Regions from separate parts of the Homo sapiens genome. Here region 2 is linked to region 1. A link is a contact called in ENCODE Hi-C or POLR2A ChIA-PET data. All regions are on one chromosome and are shown on one strand. Each heading gives the region's core, a stretch centred on a gene start or an enhancer-like site at or near the end of the contact. The rest is flanking DNA. Distances are from core to core; before and after follow the strand shown. Region 1 overlaps SLC35F4 (solute carrier family 35 member F4). Region 2 overlaps SLC35F4 (solute carrier family 35 member F4).

What was found. A loop is a pair of places that touch in the nucleus more often than their neighbours do. ChIA-PET counts read pairs that join two places held with the same protein, here RNA polymerase II (POLR2A). Pooled maps may share reads with other maps.
Region 2: a map of mammary epithelial cell shows a loop between it and region 1 (2.1-fold over the local background). The contact joins two enhancer-like sites. A Hi-C loop is called at or near these places in 1 of 168 maps with a recorded cell type or tissue (mammary epithelial cell), 1 of 37 single-sample maps with no recorded cell type and 2 of 50 pooled maps. POLR2A ChIA-PET finds 5 or more read pairs at or near these places in 2 of 52 experiments (A673 and MCF 10A).

The regions. Positions count from the first base shown.
Region 1 is chr14:57,724,129-57,727,889 of GRCh38, forward strand. All of the region lies in intron 1 of SLC35F4 (solute carrier family 35 member F4), which reads right to left. Among named protein-coding and RNA genes, the nearest start is that of SLC35F4, 140 kb to the right of the region's middle. Within about 2 kb of position 1,708, at least 2 of the 41 ENCODE cell types and tissues checked have a DNase peak (open chromatin) inside an H3K27ac peak, as active enhancers do.
Region 2 is chr14:57,831,097-57,834,857 of GRCh38, forward strand. All of the region lies in intron 1 of SLC35F4 (solute carrier family 35 member F4), which reads right to left. Among named protein-coding and RNA genes, the nearest start is that of SLC35F4, 33 kb to the right of the region's middle. Within about 2 kb of position 1,852, at least 3 of the 41 ENCODE cell types and tissues checked have a DNase peak (open chromatin) inside an H3K27ac peak, as active enhancers do.

The sequences.
Region 1 (3,761 bases), core at 458-2,957:
CCTGAAAGGCTGCCAGTTTTGAGTGGGGTACAGAACAGGAGAAGGCTCTGCAACAGGTCCAGGCTGCTGTCCAAGCTGCTCTGCCACTTGGGCCATTTGACCCAGCAGATCCAATGGTGCTTGAGGTTTCAGTGGCAGATAGGGATGCTTTTTGGAGCCTTTGGCAGGCTCCCATAGGTGAATCACAGTGGAGGCCTCTAGGATTTTGGAGCAAGGCCCTGCCATCTTCTGCAGATAACTACTCTCCTTTTGAGAGACAGCTGTTGGCCTGTTACTGGGTTTTGGTGGAAACTGAACGTTTGACTATGGGTCATTAAGTCACCATGTGAACTGAACTGCCTATCATGAACTGAGTCCTTTCTGACCCATCAAGCCATAAAGTGGGTCATGCACAGCAGCATTCCATCATCAAATTGAAGTGGTATATACGTGATTGGGCTCAAGCAGGTCCTGAAGGCGTAAGTCAGTTACATGAGGAAGTAGTTCAAATGCCCATGGTCTCCACTCCTGCCATCCTGCATTCTCCCCCCCAGCCTGCACCAGTGGCCTCATGGGGAGTTCCCTATGGTCAGTTGACAGAGGAAGAGAAGACTAGGGCTTGGTTCACAGATGGTTCTGCACGATATGCAGGCACCACTCGGAAGTAGACAGCTGCAGCACTACAGCCCCTTTTTAGGACATCCCTGAAGGACAGCGATGAAAGGAAATCTTCCCAGTGGGCAGAACTTTGAGCAGTGCACCTGGTTGTGCACTTTTCATGGAAGGAGAAATGGCCAGATATGTGATTATATAATAAGTCATGGGCTGTAGCCAATGGTTTGGCTTGATGGTCAGTGACTTGGAAGAAGCATGATTGGAAAATCAATGACAAAGAAATCTGGGGAAGAGATAAGTGGATGGACCTCTTTGTGGTGTGGTAAAAAAACTGTGAGGATACTTGGATCCCAAGTGAGTGCTCACCAATGGGTGACCCCAGCAGAGGAGGATTTTAATAATCAAGTGGAAAGCATGACCATTCTGTGGACACCTGTCAGCCTCTTTACCCAGCCACCCCTCATCACCCAATGGGCCCATGAACAAAGTGGCCATGGTGGCAGGGATGAAGGTTGCACATGGGCTCAGCAACATGGACTTCCACTCACCAAGGCTGACCTGGCTATGGTCACTGCTGAGTGCCCAATTTGCCAGCAGTAGAGACCAACACTGAGCCCTCGATATGGCACCATTCCTCGGGGTGATCAGACAGCTACCTCGTGGCAGGTTGATTATACTGGACATCTTCCAACATGGAAAGGGTAGAGGTTTGTCCTCAATGGAATAAACACTTACTCCAGATACGGGTTTGCCTATCCTGCATGCAATGCTTCTGCCAAGACTACCATCCATAGACTCATGGAATGCCTTATCTGCCATTATGGTATTCCACACAGCATTGTTTCTGCCCAGGCACTCACTTTACAGCAAAAGAAGTGTGGCAGTCAGCTCATCCTCATGGAACTCACTGGTCTTATCATGTTGCCCATCATCCTGAAGCAGCTGGATTAATAGAACAGTGGAATGATCTTTTGAAGTCACACTAACAATGCCAACTAGGTGACAATACTTTGCAGGGCTGGGGCAAAGTTCTCCAGAAGGCCATGTATACTCTGAATCAGCGTCCAATATATGGTACTGTTTCTGTCATAGCCAGGATTCATAGGTTCAGGAATCAAGGGGTGGAAGTGCAAGTGGCATGACTCACCATCACCTCTAGTGATTCACTAGCAAAATTTTTGCTTCCTGTTTTCACAACATTAAGTTTTGCTGGCCTAGATGTCTTACTTCCAGAGGGAGGAACACTGCCTCCAGGAGACACAACAATGATTCCATTAAACTAGAAGTTAGGATTGCCAACTGGATACTTTGGGATCCTCTTACCTTTAAGTCAACAGGTTAAGAAGGGAGTTACAGTGTTGGCTGGGGTGATTGACCCAGACTATCAAGACTAAATCAGTCTACTACTCCACAACAGAGGCAAGGAAGAGTATGCACGGAATTCAGGAGATCCATTAGGGCATCTCTTAGTATTACCATGCCCTGGGATTAAGGTCAATGGGAAACTATAATAGCCCAACCCAGGCAGGACTACAAATGACCCAGACCCTTCAGGAATGAAGGTTTGGGTCACTCTACCAGAAAAAAAACCAGACTTGCTGAGGTGCTTGATGAAGGCAAAGGGAATACAGAATGGGTAGTAGAAGAAGGTAGTCATCAATACCAGCTATGACCACATGACCAGCTGCAGAAACAAGGACTGCAATTGTCATTAATACTTCCTCCTTCTTTTGTTAAAAACATGTTTGTGCATATATACACTTGTACTAATATATTTTATTTCCTTTTCCTTTATCACATGACGTAAGATTTATTGACTTCATATCAGCATTTAAGTATTGTTAACTTTATGTAATAGTATTTGGGTTGGTGATTAGTGTGTTCATGGTTGTACAAAGGATAGCTATATTATTTTAGGTGTGATTGTGACCTTATTATTGTCTTTATTCAATGATTATGTATGATCTCAGGAGATGTGTATGGGTTCAAGTTGACAAGGGGTGGACCTGTGATGGTTAATACTGAGTGTCAACTTGATTGGACTGAAGGATGCAAATTATTCATCTTGGGTGTGTCTGTGATGGTGTTGCCAAAGGAAGTTAGCATTTGAATTAGTGGGCTGGGAAAGGCAGGCCCACCCTTAATTTGGGTGGGCAGCATCTAATCAGCTGCCAGCACAGCTAGAATATAAAGCAGGTAGAAAAACACAAAAAGGCTAGACTGGCCTAGCTTCCCAGCCTACATCTTTCTCCCGTGCTGGATGCTTCCTGCCCTCAAACATCGGACTCCAAGTTCTTCAGTTTGGGGACTTGGACTGGCTCTCCTTGCTGCTCAGCTTGCAGATGGCCTATTGTGGGACCTTGTGATCGTGTGAGTTAATACTTAATAAGCTCATATATATATGTATATATGTACATATATATATATATGTATTCTATTAGTTATGTCCCTCTAGAGAACCCTAATACATAGACTTTCCAATTTATTGGTATATAGTAGCCACTAATGATCTTTTGAATTTCTGTGATATAAGTTGTAATGTCTCCTTTTTCATCTCTGATTTTATTTGGATATTCTCTATTTTTTGTTAGACTGGCTAAAGTTTTGTCAATTTTATCTTTTCAAAAAACCAGTTTATGTTTTGTTGATCTTTTATGTTTTCTTCATTTCAAATTCACTTATTTTTGCTCTGATTTTTATTTCTTCTACTAATTTTGGGTTCAGTTTACTCTTGTTTTTCTAGTTAAGATGCATCATTAGGTTATTTTTAGCTTTTTTTTTTTCTTTTTTAACATAGGCACTTATAGCTATACACTTTCCTCCTAGTACTGCTTTCACTGTGTCCCATAGGTTTTGGTATGTGGTGTTTCCATTATCATTTGTTTCAACACAATTTCCAATTTCTTCCTTAATTTCTTCATTTACCCACTGGTCATTCAGGAGAACATTAATTTCTATGCGTTTTTATAGTTTGCAATATCTTGTTATTGATTTTTATTTTTATTCCATTGTGGTCAGAGAAGATGCTTGATACTATTTCATTTTTCTGAATGTTTTAAGACTTGTTTAATGACCTAACATGTGGTCTATCCTTGAGAATGAACCATGTGCTGAGGAGGAAATCATGTATTGTGCAGCCATTGGATGAAATGTTCTGTAAATATCTA
Region 2 (3,761 bases), core at 602-3,101, 110 kb after region 1:
CTACACCATTACTCTGCACCAATCACTCAGGCCAGCAGAGCAGGGAGGTGATTTTCGATTCCTCCCATTCCTTTCCTGACTTCTTACAGATGCCAAGTTCTACCATTCTCCTTCCACAGTATCTCTAATATCTTTCTCTCCCTGCCATGTGAGAATATAGTGAGAAGGCAGCCTCTGCAAGCCGGAAAGAGGGCCCTCACTAGACACAGAGTTTGTTGGCACCTTGATCTTAGACTTCCCAGCCTCCAGAACTGTGAGAAATAAATGTCAATGTTTAAGCCACAGAATCTTTGGTATTTTGTGATAGCAGCCCAAGCTGACCAAGACAGTGATAGACGCAGGCATACAGCATAGCCTCCCAGGACAGAGGAGGGTGGAGAAGGGCCAAGCGTGAATCTGGAGGGACAAACTAAAGCCACCCAGTACAGACAGCTCTTAAGAGATAAGCAGAATTTGCAGTACAGCAGCAATCTATGTTTCACAAACTGCCACAGTAAATAATCTATCCTGTGTTATTGTTTTCTGTGGAATTCTCAAGCAGCAAGAGGGAATATTACCATGTAATCATTTCCCTTTATTTCAGTAATTTAAAGAGTGAAAACCTTGGAGCTTTTTTCTCCTTGAGAGACCAGAGCATATTTGTGGGTCCAATAACACCTTTGCAAAACAGAAGAAACATTAACTTTATCTTTATATTATCCAGGCAGAAGAATGCATTCTAATAAGCAATGAAGTGAAAAACCCTACTGTGATTGAATTTATTTTTCCATAGAAATGCAGGAAATAGTCATGAATGTTTTACTAAAATGCTTCCTAATCATAAGTGTATATCCGTGTCTTCACAAGTCATGTTTTTGAGCACTGCAACTCTCCAAGCCAGCAAAGAACTCTGTAAAATTGTCTTTAATCCCTCACAAATGACTCAGGAGTCCCACTGAGGCTTTATCACGTATTATTTAATAAATTCATGAATCTACAAACCAGAAGATGTGGAAAAACCATAGCAACCAGGAGCAAGATTGGAGAAGTTGGCCAGGGTTGAAGGACGCTAGGAGGCACATACAGCCTTCCTGAGCTCTGAAGCCCCTCCCTCCCGGCCCACCCCACATCACTTGACGTTGCCTTAGCCACACCTCTGCCTTCCGCAGACTCAGTACAGGAACTTGCAGCAGAATGGGCTTCAAGAGTTTAACTGCTCTAGTCACCTGCCTTCAGATAAATTATTAACACTTTATACATGAGGAAAATAAGACCCTAAGACTTTAAGTAGCTTGTCCAAAGTCACAGATTAATACATAGAAGAAGAATATGTAGGATGAACAAGCCTAGAATCTCATGTATGACATGAGGACTATAGTTAAGAAAATTATATTGTATTTTTGTTAATAAATAAATTTTAGCTTTTCTTGTTACAAAAAGAAGTAACTATGTGAGATGATAGACATGTTAATTTGCTTTATGACAGGACTATTTTACTATCTATATGTATCCCATAACATTGTGTTGTAAACCTCAAATATATACAATACAATTTATTAGAAACAATAAACAGAGAATGATAACTAAAGTCCTGATCTTCCTAGCACAATACTTTTACCAACTCCAATTTTTGCATGTTCTGGCTCTACAAATGAGATGAGGGAAAAGAGAACACAAATTCCCTATACATTTCTGATGCAGTAAACATAGCAATTGAAAATAGAATGCTGGAACTGTAATTCATGTGTAAAATTACACTCACTGATAAAAAATTTTTTCACATTACAGTAAATTTGCCCTTGAGAAAACGTGGTGAAATATTTCAGGTATTATTTTCTGTCAGCCTAGCCAACACGACCCAGGGTACTTTTATTCTTTCCAAGTCCTCATAATTGCTAGAGAATTTGTTCATTTCTTTAATGATAAATATTGTAGGAACACGAGAGCAGGTGTCCCTGAAATAACATTAATTAGGCAAACTAAAATCACATATGCATAAAGAACAAGAACAAAAGTTCTCTATTTAGAGCTAGTAAAAGCATGACTGGTATAAAGCTTACTGTCACGTTGTTGTCATTGTCACCATCATCATCCTTGTTATCATCTAATCGCAAGGCAATCTCACTAAAGACAGACAGAATTCTCATATTCTTTCACGGTCCCTAATGAGATTACCTTAACCCTATCCCTAGCTCTGCACATCCTGTGACATTAAATGATGCTTGTAAAGGACCATCTCTGCTAGATAATTTTGGTATTTTCATTCTTTTCTGAAAATCAGTACAGATTACCCAGGCTTTGCACCCCCAGAGGATCTGAGTCAGTGTTTTGGGATAGAGCCCAGCCATCGGTATGTTGTAAAAGCTCCCCAGGTGATTCTGATGAATCAAAACACAGAAGACTGGGCTCTGTCCCAGAATGACTGACTCAGAATCTCTGGGGCTCAAGGCCTGGGAGACATTCACTTCAAAAAACCTCCCCTGGGTGACTCAGATGCATATCAGAGAGTGAGAAATGCTCTCCTCAATTGACAGGCATAAATCTATCCACAACATCAGGAGGATACACCGGAGTTACAACCAATATCAAATGAATATTTGAATACAGACTCCAGCCATGGCCATAGCTAATCTCCCGTTGGCTTTCCAATTTGGATAAATGCTAAATTTGCTCATTAGGGTAGCTGTTGGCATATTTAAATATACCATGGAGACTGCAACTTTAGTGCATCTCTTGCATTTTCATATATTCACAAATCACCTTTATGAAGACTAGCTTCACAGAAAATAATTTTTTAAATGCACGTTAACAAGAACAGAAACCAAGCAACAGCCTCAATTTGAGAAAATGTTTAATTTTACCATAGGAATCTTTTTGTTCCCTCTCTTCACATGTTAAAATAAATCTGAGGCTATTTACAAAACCTTGTGCTGAATTAAGTGAAACACAAATGAAACAACCCTCATTATTAAAAGTCTATAAATTAAAATAATAACAAAGGCTGACCCCAAACTCCACCTAAGATGAGAGCAACCCGACATTTCAAGAAGAAACACTTTCCCAGAGAACAAGTCATGAAGCATGACATCTTAAAACTCCAGAGTACAAAATGTCAACACCAAAAGGACTGAGTTGGTAAAAATTGAGAAAGAGTGGGTACTGAGAAGTAAAATCTGTTTCAAACAAAACTAACTCCTGCAAGATTTTGCACTTCACTGAATAACTACAGCACATTGGTGTGTTCATTTTTTTCTTTTTTCTCTACAGATTCATTCCTTCTACTTTGTACAAGCCCTAACAGTAAGCTATAAAAATGTCATAAATTATTACAGTGCAAATAGTGTAAAATCTTATGCTCACAAGGAGGTCCAAAGTGGTAATCATGCATTCCTTAGTTTGAAATACAAAGAAAAACATGCTTTTTGCTTACAAAGTAAAATGATGACAATTGCAAAACATCTCAGTAGAACTGGTACCTAATTTCTGTTGCCAGTGAAGGGAGGGGAGATATTAGGACAGGTGTTAGAAAGGACAATGGTATAACTAAACCGTCATTCACTTAATGGAAGTCCCAGTATGATGAAAGAACAATGTTATTTTTAGATCAAATCCTTCCTATCCAGCATGTCAGTATAAAAATTGCTTCTCAGAGAACCAAAATAGGCCGGGCACAGTGGCTCATGCCTGTAATCCTAACACTTTAGGAGGCCGAGGTAGGCGGATCACCTGAGGTCAGGAGTTCGAGACCAGCATGGCCAGCATGGCCAGCATGGCGAAACCCC